Regions from separate parts of the Mus musculus genome. Here region 2 is linked to region 1. A link is a contact called in ENCODE Hi-C or POLR2A ChIA-PET data. All regions are on one chromosome and are shown on one strand. Each heading gives the region's core, a stretch centred on a gene start or an enhancer-like site at or near the end of the contact. The rest is flanking DNA. Distances are from core to core; before and after follow the strand shown. Region 1 overlaps Sgms2 (sphingomyelin synthase 2). Region 2 holds the start of Papss1 (3'-phosphoadenosine 5'-phosphosulfate synthase 1).

The links. Hi-C counts contacts between places; a loop is a spot of excess contacts on that map. ChIA-PET counts read pairs that join two places held with the same protein, here RNA polymerase II (POLR2A).
Region 2: POLR2A ChIA-PET joins it to region 1 with 54 read pairs in Patski. The contact joins the promoter of Papss1 here to the enhancer-like site in region 1. A Hi-C loop is called at or near these places in 1 of 37 maps with a recorded cell type or tissue (T-helper 17 cell). POLR2A ChIA-PET finds 5 or more read pairs at or near these places in 2 of 5 experiments (Patski and embryonic stem cell).

The regions. Positions count from the first base shown.
Region 1 is chr3:131,362,401-131,368,522 of GRCm38, forward strand. All of the region lies in intron 1 of Sgms2 (sphingomyelin synthase 2), which reads right to left. Among named protein-coding and RNA genes, the nearest start is that of Cyp2u1, 62 kb to the left of the region's middle. Within about 2 kb of position 2,316, at least 1 of the 3 ENCODE cell types and tissues checked has a DNase peak (open chromatin) inside an H3K27ac peak, as active enhancers do.
Region 2 is chr3:131,562,597-131,568,718 of GRCm38, forward strand. It overlaps Papss1 (3'-phosphoadenosine 5'-phosphosulfate synthase 1), which reads left to right and starts at 2,172. Exons shown (of 12, transcript NM_011863.2): 1 at 2,172-2,387. The coding sequence starts at 2,328.

The sequences.
Region 1 (6,122 bases), core at 1,066-3,565:
CCCTCTTCTGACCTCTGCAGGCACCAGCACACAATGAACACACACACACACACACACACACACACACACACACAGGCAAAACATGCATACACATTGAAGGAAACAAGATTTTTAAAGTACTTAAAATGGAAGGTCAACAAGATGGTTCTACAGGAGGAAGCCCCAGGCTCAACAACAGGTGTCTGAGTCCCCAGGTGACATAGAGAAGGACTCCTGCAGCTTGTACTCTGAGCACCACTGCATATGTAGCATACAGATGAATAAAATGTAACACAAAGGGAAAAGAGGAAGAAACACAAAGCAAAAGGAGGGATCTGCAAGTTACCTTCTAGCGCTGCAGATCAAACCCAGGGCCTGTGTGTGCATCGTAGGTCTGTGCTCCGCCACTCAGCTAAATCCCAGCTGCTGACACTGCAGACCTTGGTTTACAGAGGCCGTGCCCAGTGTCCATCCCATCCACTAATGCTTAAGAGTAAACACTTTATCAAACAAGAAGAGAACGTTCGGGTAGTAAATTTTCCATCTTATATTTGATTTTTTTTTTAATGGATAGCACATCACTCCAGTTTTAACCTAGTTGTCATATTCATGTAAACACACACACACACTGCAGAAGTTAATGTATGTATTATATATGTAATATATATATTATATACAAAATACATACATATACGCAGCATAATTTATGAGCAAACTAACATCCATCTATGTATGTATGTATGTATATAAAATCTAGAATCTGCATGAAGAAAATGTGTGATAATTTGCCTGATTTTTAATAATTTGTCTTTCCATCCATTTGCCTGTAATCCTAGCACTTGGCAAGCAGAGGTAGGAACAGGAGGGGTTCAAGGCCAGCCCTAGCTAGATGAGACCCTGCTTCAAAACAAAATAGAAAGAAAAAAAAAAATGTCTCCATAGCTACTGAACAAGAAAGTGTGCTTCTGTGTTTACAGCCAAACGAGATGTCTGGCTAACTCAACTCATGATGTCTGGCTTGGGGGCAGCTCCCAGAAGCAGGGTCCTCAATGGGCTTTGGGTCCTACCACTTCCTTAAGAAAGTGGTAGGACCCAAAGCTCACCAGCCCCACCCAGACGCAACAGACCCTGATGCGGGTTCAGCGGGAAGAAAGGCTCACCCACCACTCCTCATTCTGCCTTCATGTGTCATGGCTCCCACAGGTCTTAGACACAGAACATCTTCTGGTCCATCTGAACTCCTGGCCCCAGGTGAGTCACACTGTACCCACAGGATCCCTTAACATCTGACCTCCCCTCTGCCATCATGCACCTGTTCACAGTCCCACAAAGCGTCCCGGCTCGCTACTTACTCGGGCTTCTCTTTCCTACTAGTTCCGAGCTGAGAGGGTAGACTCCATGTTTTACAACGATGCAGTCGCTGGCCTCTAGCCAAGCACTCTACTGAGGACCTACGGCGGCCGCTGAAAGTACTGCCCATACACATGCAGACTGGAATCATCCTACATTTTGTTAAGACCCCGAAGAACCTGGAGTCGGTCACGTCTGCTTATTTGCATATCCGTCAGATAGAAGCTCCCAGAATTTCATGTGGCTACTTTGTATAATTACATGTCCCATTATAAATTCTACAAAAAAAATTTGTGATGTAGCCTGTGGTATGAAAAAGAAGTAAAAAAACGAAAGCTGCTTTCTTCTTATGTTAGGAGTCACGAGACAAATTCTCACGGTGTAGTGCTAATGTGGCTTTTCAACATCCGATTTGCAAAGTATGGAATTCTGGAGAGCCTCAGAAATGAAGTGGTTTAGTTACAATTTCTGTAATCAGGATTCTCATATCTTCCTATATGGTCCCACTTATCTGTGCCTTCCTTCCGTGCCTTTCTACCTAATTTAGCTGGGCCTCCCTGGAGGCCAGATGTCCCTTCCCCAGCGTACACAGAATAACAGCTGCTTGGCCGCTCTAGCACTTCCTGATTATTGGTGTCAACACCCACAGCCACTTCACCTGGCAGGTGCTATCTGTCCACATCTGAGGAGTGACAAGCTAACCTCAGATATCTATCACAGCGATAGAAGCTATCTGGATCCAGAGCCTATCTCTCCGCCACTAAGTTACGGTGTGACCTTCTGGGACCTTGGGCTATTTTAGTGATTAGGAGTGTGCGCTTTTCCCTCTCTAAAGGCAATGGATTTCATCTCCCGTGGGTCATTCTGTGAAGGAGGTGATTCACTGTACAGCTTTTCCCCACTCCGCTCTTCCTTCTCACGGTCAGGTCAGCACATCTGTGTTTGTCCTAAGCTTACATCCCTCAGGCACTGACAAGTGGCAGGCTAAGGTACCTGATACCCTGAGTGACTGTTCGCCCAGGTCCCCAGTGACTTAAAAGAAGGGCATTTCCTGGAAATGTGGGGGCTGGACATTTCATTGTAGTGAAGTATTCAGGGTGCGAGTCACGGCCGTTGCCTAGTAACCGGAAGGTTTGTGTTTGGCAGTGGAAAAGGCAGCTCAGCCCAGGTACAGCTGATTATTTACCCAGTGTGACCTTCTCCCCGGCTGCACACTGATTCTTGGATTAATGCTTAACCCAGACCCTTTCCCCCAACTTTCCTCACTGGTAGTGGGGGCTCCTTCGGCATTCCCTTTAGGTCGAGAGAATTCAAAGGGGGTATGGCATACGTACGCACGTAAGTACGTACGTACGGAGAATACACCCATTCCTCAGAGCAGAAGGAAAGGCGAGACTGGAACAGGAGACAGGATTCCTGCTCTTCCCGGGAGAGCGAGCGGAATTCTACAGAGTGAGGAAGTCCCCTTTTGGTCACGAATTTACCAGTGAATTTCTCTCTCATAACTCAGTAAACACAGCACACTCCCAAACGGTAGTGACTAATTAATCCTGACCTCATAGGCAAAAAAGCTTTTCCTTTTTGTTTTTGTTTTTTTTTTTTGTAAGAAGACTGAGTCACTTGGTGGAATCCGTCCCAGACCAGAAACAAGATTTCACTTTTTCCCCCTTATATCAAGAATTGTGGGATACAATGGTGAGCAGCTTTGGAACTAAGAGACTTCTCGCCCTCAAATACCATTTGGGTGGCACAGCTGGCTAAAGCCATTTTGTTAATTTTGTCTTGGGATTCGGGATGGAGGATGTAGTTGGGTTCCTGTAGAAGCTAGGGATGCTAGCAGGGAACACTGCACAGTGCTCACCTGGTCCACAAAACCCTGGATGAACAGGGATCTTCAGCCCCCACCCCCACCCCAAACGCTCCGAGCCTGAGTCCCATAAGGCTCCAACAGTGTTTGACTTTTCTTGTAGTTAAAAAAATACTCTTTGAACGTGGATACCATGACATATGATCATATCCATTCTTCCTCCTTTTTTGTTAGATTCTCCATTTCCTGGTTATTTAATATTCAAAAATTGCTATTTTTTTAACCTGAAAACATAGATACATGAATGGGCTTGGATGTTTTTGTTTGTTTTTCTATTTTTAAGTTTCTGTTTTGAGTATTCTGGGTTTTGTTTCATTTGAATGTCCTCAATTTCGGTGAATCTATTTAGACACATACAACAGAGTAAGATGTAAGCTTTGTGTCTGTGGAAAAGCCCTAGATCCTAAATTTATTTAGCATTTTTGGATGGAAGGATACAAAAGCAATTTAAAACCTTTTTCTTCTTGCCCCATAATTTTCATTCTAATACTGGGTTTTCAGTATTCCTTATATCCACAGGTCCTAATAATCACTCTAAGGGTAATATGGACTTGACTTATTTTTAACAGCTATACAAGTATAGACTTAAGTAGCAATTTTTAATTAAAATGTTAATTTCATAAATTCCCCCACCAACACCTCCTATGGCCCCCTCTCAAATTCATGGCCTCTTTTTAATTATTATTGTTACACACACACACACACACACACATATATGTTTATGAATAAATATATAAATACAGACTTGTTTAGAATTGATTGTATGCATGTTTTTAGATCTGATCACCTTAAGCATCATATTAAACCTTTATCATCTTCAAAACAGTGTTCTTTCAAAAGACATATTAAAACAATAGATTATTTAAGAAAAGAGTACTCTTATGATCCCAAACTGATTGCATTTAAACTTGTTAGCAAGATATAAAGGGTATGAATTATTCCCTAAATATTTTAAAGTTCTTAATCTTGTCTAAAGCAAATTTTCTTTGAATAGAGTTAACAGTTGACAGGTGGACTCCTTGTGGCCCTAAAGAAAAAAGTGTTTAGGTCCATGTGTATTGCTGGGACTTGAAAGCTCAGGACTTTAGTTTCTCTGAGTTTGGACTTTAAGAGATGAATTTGCCTGCAGACACCTAATTTAAACTCATGAATGTGTTGGTACCTGCTTCATAAAGACTTTAAAAGAATTTCCTTTCTATGATTGGCTGGGGACTCCTCCTCGTCACATGTGCACAGAGCCCTGTCTATGACAGTGAACCATTTGTTGCCTGTATACCTCGAGATCCAAATGAGCACAGACTGTCTTGCTTTGAAACAGTATTTAACCTTCACTTAGGCATCTTTCCATTGTGGCCAGGTGAACCAGATAGCCTTTACCCCCTGTTTCACAGAGCCTGCAGAAGAACTGAGAAAAATATACAATTCCCTATCACACAGGGAGATAAACGTCTGGGTAATCAAAAAGTTGAGGGCTATAGCAACACAGAGCCAAGGACACGACCTTGTTCAGAAAGTTCAGGGAAGGCTTCCTGGAAGAAAGGCTTTTTCAACTCAGATCTGAAGGATGAAGAGGAATTATGCTGTTGAGTGAGGGATGGTCTGAAACGGAAGGGATAGTGTGTGCACAGGGGGAGTTATATGTTTGCAAACAGTAGGCAAGTCAACTTGGCTGTAATGAGTAAGTCTGGATCGTAGGGAACCCAGAAGAAAAGACATTTGAATTTTAACCAAAGAATAATGGGTTCTGGGGGTAACATTCTCCATTTTGTGTTTTACAGAACTCCCAAATATGATTCTGGACATGGCCATTAGATCATTGTTACATTAAAGAATAAAGAAACACATGAGTCTACGTCTAACCAGTTTCCTGCAGTACCTGTGAGATATTAACACGTGTATGGCTCAGGAAAGACTGTTGGCTAATGGTTCAGCTGGTAAGCAAGGAAGACTTGAACTCAAACCCTATCCTGTCATAGTCTAGCAAGTCACTTAATACTGGGGACAGTCACCTTGAGGTCAGAAGTGGAACCAAGAGTAGAGTGGCTACCCAATAAGTCTGTTGTGAAAACCATGAGGTAACATGTGTAAAACCCTGGAAGTGGTGGCCGCCACAGTGTCACTCACTGCTAACTGCTATGATTAATCTTCACTGACTACATTCCGAATCACACTGGGTACAAGATTCTGAGTGTGTCTATGGTGACATCTCCAGAATGGAAGAGGGAAGGCCGACTCTGAAGACCCACAATATGAACTGGGGTCCTCAAACTGAATAAAAAGGAGAAAGTGTTGGGCATCAGTAATTCTCATTCTCTCTCATTCGTCTCCCTCCCCCATCCTCCATCGTGCTCCTGTGCCTTCCCTGCTATAATGGGATGTCTCCCCATCAACTAAAATAAACCCTTTTGTTAGTGAGCTTCTTGCCCGGCGTTTGATCTCAGCAATAAGAAACGTAGCCAACAACCTGCAAAACCAAGCTAGCGGATGGCTGAGCATCCAAAACCGTTGCTCTTGACTACTGAAAACATAACCTCCTCATCTGACCTTTACCAAAAGACTGAGAGATGACAAAACATGGAAATTCTTAGGGTCATGAATGTAGCTTAGTGGTAGAGTAACAGGTAGCATGTATGAGACCAGAGGATCAATCCTCAACATAAATTAAAACAACAACAACAACAACATGAAAGGGTAAGATAGCATCTCTGTTGTTTTTAACCTTTATTTTCACTCTATGTGTATGGGTAGTCTACGTGCATGTATGTCTGTGCACCAGGTGCATGCAGTATCTGTGGTCTGTGGAGGCCAGAGAGGATATGGATAGAACTGGAATTATAGATAGTAGTAAGTCACTATGTGGTTGCTGGGAATCACACCTGAGTCTTCTGGAAGACCAGACAGTGTTCCTTTTTTTTTTTTTTTTTTT
Region 2 (6,122 bases), core at 922-3,421, 200 kb after region 1:
TTAAGAGGGAAACTATAGCAAAACCTATCTTGGAAGAGGTTTCTGTAACATGGATTTGAGATGACATCAGAAAGCAGGACTCAACAGTGTTCAAACTACTGCCCAGGACACGAGCTTGCATCACAAAGATTTGACAGTTAAATTATGCTCAGTGGCTCGACTTAGGTATCAGGAATTCATCTGGCTCTTGCTTTTTGGACACCTGGACGGTGCACTATCATACTGTTGGAAAAGCACTACTGCTACACAGCAAAGTAAAAAGTTGGTTCAACAGCACCTCTCAAGGATTTGTTCTTAAAATACGTTTATAAGCACCGGAACTTAAATACACTCGGTTGTCCCTTTTATTTTGTAGCTGTCCCTTTAGTCTTCTCATTGTGGCCTTTTTGATGGGCGAACGCTTCAACAGAGTTTAGCTGTAAGGACCAATTTAGTCAATTAGGACTCCCATGGCTCCAGCTGTATCTATGCACTATTTCCCTTGAGCAGGAATGGGGGCTCTCTGAGAAATGGCTGGTTCTGGGTGGCACCCGCCCCCACCACCTTAGTCTGAAACTTAGAATCTTTTAAAAGAAAACAATTATTTTTTTAGGTGCATACAAAAGAATAGGTTTCTTTATGACATTTTCATAAATATATGTGATTGGCCTTTGTCCACATTTTCTTGTTTATCATTGTCCTTATTTTTAGTCTTTTAGTCTCATTCTTGTGACTGCTATAAGCAGAATTTAGAATTGTATTGAAATTCAGTCCTATATACTATTAGATTAAGAATCCCCTAGATAGAGCTAAAGGATGGAACACGCCTTGAATCCCAGCACTCAGGAGTGAGAGGCAGGTGGATCTCCGAGTTTGAGGTCAGCCTGGTTTACAGAGTGAATTTCAGGACAGCCAGGGCTATAAAGAGACATCCTGACTCAAGAACACAAAAACAAACAAACCAGAAAGAAAGAAAGAAAGGAAGAAAGGAAGAAAGAAAGAAAGACAAAACAAGCAAGCAATAAAGACATTTTATATATATGGTGGAGGAATAAGATCTGATTTGCATGTTAGAAGTACCTGTCTGACACTATTGAGAACAGAGAGGTTGGCAGAGGAGTGATACTTGTTGTGTGCGTCTCTCTGTGTGCGTGGTGTGTATGTGTGTGTGTGTGTGGTGTGTGGCGCGTGTATCTGTGCAATGACGACTCCTGTTAGACGTGGAGGAGGGAGATTAATTTGAGACTTTGTCAGTGGAGCAAATAGGAACTGACTTGCTAGCAATAGGCTATGCAAGTAAGCCTCAAGTGTTGATTGATATGTGTGTGTGTGTGTGTGTGTGTGTGTGTGTGTGTGTGTGATCACTGGTCGTCATCAGTAGCGGAGTAAGCAGCTAAATTTTGTGAGACTGTGGATGTTTGCAGTTATGGTTATGGTGAGCTTAAAGTTATGGGGATGAGTGCGAAGGGTTATAACTCCTGGAGAAGGCCTCCCCCTCCCAGCCCCATTCTTTTACGAACTGATCATGGACTATATGTGGTTGGAAATGCCCTTTATAGGTGAGCATTCCGCCTTGCGTACCAGGGAACCTGGATTTTAGTCCTCTATGAGTAGCAAGTACTAGAGAAGCCCCTTTGTGGCTAGTCAGCGGCAACAAACACTGCATAGAAATTTCCTGATAGAAAGCGGCTCTCCAAGTGGGAAAGGCGTCACCTTACAAATACTTTCTAATCCTTGATGAGATACAGTTGATGTCAAAAAAACATTGTGCACTGAGTAGGATTGCAAAGCGGTGAGCAACATGTAATGGTGAATTCACTTAAGTAATCCTACTTTTTGCAGGGCTGGGAAACATTTTTTCAAAGTCGGCCTAGTTGACAAGCGCACACATCGAGCCTGTGCAGTGTTTGCGGAAGAAAAGCTAGAGAGCAGCAGGAGCCCACGTCAGCTTCTTCCCCTACCAGCCTCAGCTCTAGGGAGCGTCTCCCACGCCCAGCTCTGCAGGCGTCGCTCCGCCTCGCTCACTGCGCATGCTCAGCATCTGAAGGCTCTCTTCAACAAACCCTCAGACCACGCCCCTCGTCCTGGGTCAAGGCGGAGCTTCAAGCGCCCCTCCTGGTGATTGGATGTTGAGGTCTCGACCCCGCGCCTCCGCTTCGCCCCGCCCTCCACGCTGCTCGGATGCCTAGCTCCAGCCGAGGCGATCACTAGCTGGAGCGCACGTCAGCGCGCGCCTGAGCCCGGGGTGCAGGCCCCGCCCCTTCTCCCTGCTCCGCCCCGCCCCTCGGCCTCTCTCCCACTGCTCGGCCCCGGGGCTCTCAGCAGCAGTGCATCCGCGCTCCGCGGCCATGGAGATTCCTGGGAGTCTGTGCAAGAAAGTCAAGCTGAGCAATAACGCGCAGAACTGGGTGAGTGGTGGCCGCAGGCCGGAGCGCGGGGAGCGTGGGTGGCTGTGGGAACCGCGGGCTGCCCGTGCATCCTGCGGGAGCCGGGGGCGGGGACCCGGGCGGCGGCGGCCGGTGAAGGCGAGTCCAGGCCCGGAGCTGTCCCCTAGGCTGGCGAGGCGGAGGGCTGCGGCGGAGGCAGACGGAGGCGCCTCTGCACGTTCCGGGTGTGCTTGGCCCAGGTTTGGGTCGGTCTCCGAGTCTTTACGTTTCTGAGTTGCAGTGTACTGAGAGAATAACAATGTGGTCATTCATGGATCGGGACTGCAGGACTGAGGTTCTTTGTGTCTCTGTTTTAAATTGGAATGTCGGACACAGACATACTTTTAAAGACTCGATTTCTGGTGACAGTTAGGTGTGGGAAGATTAATAGTTTCTAACATTGAACAGCGAGTGCCAGTTGGCTTCATTGGCCAAGTGCTATGGCTTCAGAGGGTCGTTTACTTCTGTAGTTTATTCATTGGTGGTGGCAGCTAAGATGGTAAGCGCGAAGCTGGAGACCATCCAACTTTGGAGGCTGCAAAGGCCCTGCTTCAGCGTTAGATGGATTTTTTTTTTCTTTTATTCCGCAGGTAACAGGATCATGAAGTTTAATTTAATCTTGTAAATCATCACCTGCCCTTGGTGAGTCAGGAGAAAGTTAAAAAAAAAAACGCTGTTTCAGGCTAGTGTTCTTTTGAAGTCATTGATTTGCCACGTCTGCTGTCAGATTCAAGAATTCTCACTGTCTTCTTTCATCCTTTACCTTAACTTCTTAGAAGGTGAGAGGGATGTGAGATAAAAGGGAGATTAGGAGGTTGGAAGGGACAGACTCCTGGCGTGGGCTCCAGTCCCCCGCCTTGCTGTTTGTAAGTTGGGTGATCTTGAGGACAGTCACTCCACTCTGAATCTCAGGTGACTGGAGGGTGTAACAGTGTGTCCTTCTCAGGATTGTCTTTCTGAGTAGAGAAGATAACGAAGGTGAAAGAGCAACGAAACCATTGCTCTGAAACTCCGATTCAGCATCACTATTGTTGCTAACAGGATTTTACGGATAGGGAGGTAAGTTGACTAAATTGGAGTATTTCAAAGAAGTTTCAGTAATACTGTCTGTCTATAAGTCATTTATTTAAAGATCATTTTGTTATTTTTTGAGTCTGAGTGTTTTCCCTGTGTGTATGTGTATGCACCAGGTGCGCGCCTGATGTTCCAGAAGGGTGTGTAGGATCCCCTTCGGGCTGCAGTTACAGGTAGTTGTGAGCCACCATTGTGTGTGTTCTGGGGATCCTCTGTAAGAGCGAGTGCTGTCAACTGCTGAGCCAACTCTTCTGCTGCCCTAATTCATTTATGTATTACATTATTTGCTAATGTAGAGATCCATATTTGACAGCTATAAAAAACCATGGGGCTCAGGGCTTGCTTTGCAGTTGCCCATGGCAACTGATTGTTAAGGGCATATGTTTTTATGGGCCACAGTGAGTGGCCTAAGATAGGAGTTTTATTGCAGTTTAGAGGCAAGGTTAGTTTGGCCCCAGGGGTTTTTATGAGTTTATGGAGAACCTCATATTTCTGAGGTGGGTGGAGCCATTACATCCCTGAGCGGAGACATGTTTGACTACTGAAGGTAGTTTTTGTTGGGGAGCAGAGATAAAGATGGGGTGGAGCAGGGTTGTGTAATGTAAATGTTTGGCTAAAGAGTTAGGGTGATTTTTCTAGGAGATTTGGAATGGAGTTAGAATTTTTTAAATTTTTCTGAACTTTCCTTTTTTTCCAGTCTCTAAAAGAATGACCTCCTCTAACACACTTAACTCATCCGATGGGTGTGAGTGTAAAAAAAAAAATCTATGCACTATTATGTTAATGTTCTCATTCCATAAAACGGGCAATCCAGGAAGACTGGTTTGCAGAGGAAATGCAGGCACCGACTGTGCCATCGTGAGGATTAAGTTGGCAGACTAGAAGCCTGGTTGACATAGCCACACTGTTTAAGGTGTTCTTGTTGGCCAATCCGGTGTGAACAGTTGAATGGCTAGCTAAAAGCAGGAAAGAAACGGACAGGAAAGACCAGACTAGACTGAGGCGATGACAGGGAGAGAGACATTAAAAGATGGTCCTGAAGTTTTGATCTGGACGTTGGGAGGTAGGCTGAAATGTTGTATCTACGTTAACTTGTTGAGTTTTTGCAGTGTTTCCCTGGGTGGGGTTTAAAAACCAGGACCCTGAATGTGTCCATGTGCTGTCCCAGAACTCATAGAGTTACCACATGTAGCGTCTCCATTTTATAAATGAGGAAACGGAGGGACAGGGTTAGATCGTGGTAAACAGCCAAATGAAAGAAAGGCTACATTAGATCGTGGTAAACAGCAATCTCGGCCAGTGAGTCAATTTCCAGACTTGAGACAGTTTGCAGATCCAGAACCCCTTGAATGAAGGGGTGGCCAGGTTCCTCTGAGGAAGGATCTTGATAAGACACTCAAAGGTTTTGCTGTTACCCTTTCTCCAGTTCTTCCCCAGAGGGACCTACGGCCTTTTACAAGGGTAACTGTACACTGGGGAAAAGGAAATAATCAGACCACCAAGAGCAGCAGCAGCAGTGGAGTACAGGCATCTGGAGCCTAGAGGATGTCCAACCGAGTCATGCCATTATAAATTTCACCTCTCCTGTGCTGACCATTACTGGGTATGTTATTATAAACATTCTTTTGTCTACGCTGTCCATTATAATAACTAGAATCACCTTGTCTCGGGCAATTCAGTGCTGCCACCTGGCCCTTGTTACCTCGGAATCCAACTAAACCCAGTGAATTTAATTCATCTAATTGAGCAGAAGCATCTCCAATGCTAAGATCTGGCACAAGGAAAAGGGAAAGAACAAAACCCTTCAAATGTGCTGGTGCCCCTCTCACCAATTTGCGTCTTATAGAGCTGGTGAAAGGCATATCTTCTGGACCTTCCCATTGTGGACAATTATGCTTTACACAATATATCCACTCTAGCATTGCAATTTCCCTAAGTCTTAAAATCCCTTCATCAACACTAAGCCATGGAATATCAGGCATCTCCAAGTCATTTCCAGTAGGCCATCTTTTGATAAACACCTCAGCCAACCATTCAAACAAACTTTTGACACCTTTTTTAACTATGCGAGCTTCCGTATTAAACCTAGAATCTCTACTCAGAGGACCCATGTCAATAAACTCAGCCTGCTCTAGTTTTATGTTCCTTCCACCCTTATCCCACACCCTTAAAATCCATTCCCACACATATTCAGACACAAGTGGCTGAAGAGCCCTGTGAAGAGAACATGTTTAAGGAATTCCAATACCCTTGATTGTCAATTTATAGATCTCAGAAAGCATGTTTTAACCCTCCCCCAACTTCAGGCTTCAGGGACAGTGCTGAAGGCTCATGGTCATGCTCACCAGGTGACCTTCCTGTCCACTTAAAACTTGTCTCCATCAGGACCCTGAATCTTCTCACCTCTCACTGGTCAGTGTTTAAGACTAGGATAATCTTAAGTCTACTGAAAGTTCTCTGCAGAACCAATGTTTTCCACTCAAATCAGTTGAGAGCCCAAATCAGGATCCACATATCATTCATTGTCATTAGATCTCAATACCTTACAAGAATAAGTTTGTTTCCAGAGCCTAATGTATGATATAAACCACAGTTTCCAGAATATGCAAAACTTGTAGCCCAACTCGAATTCTAAGCCTGTAT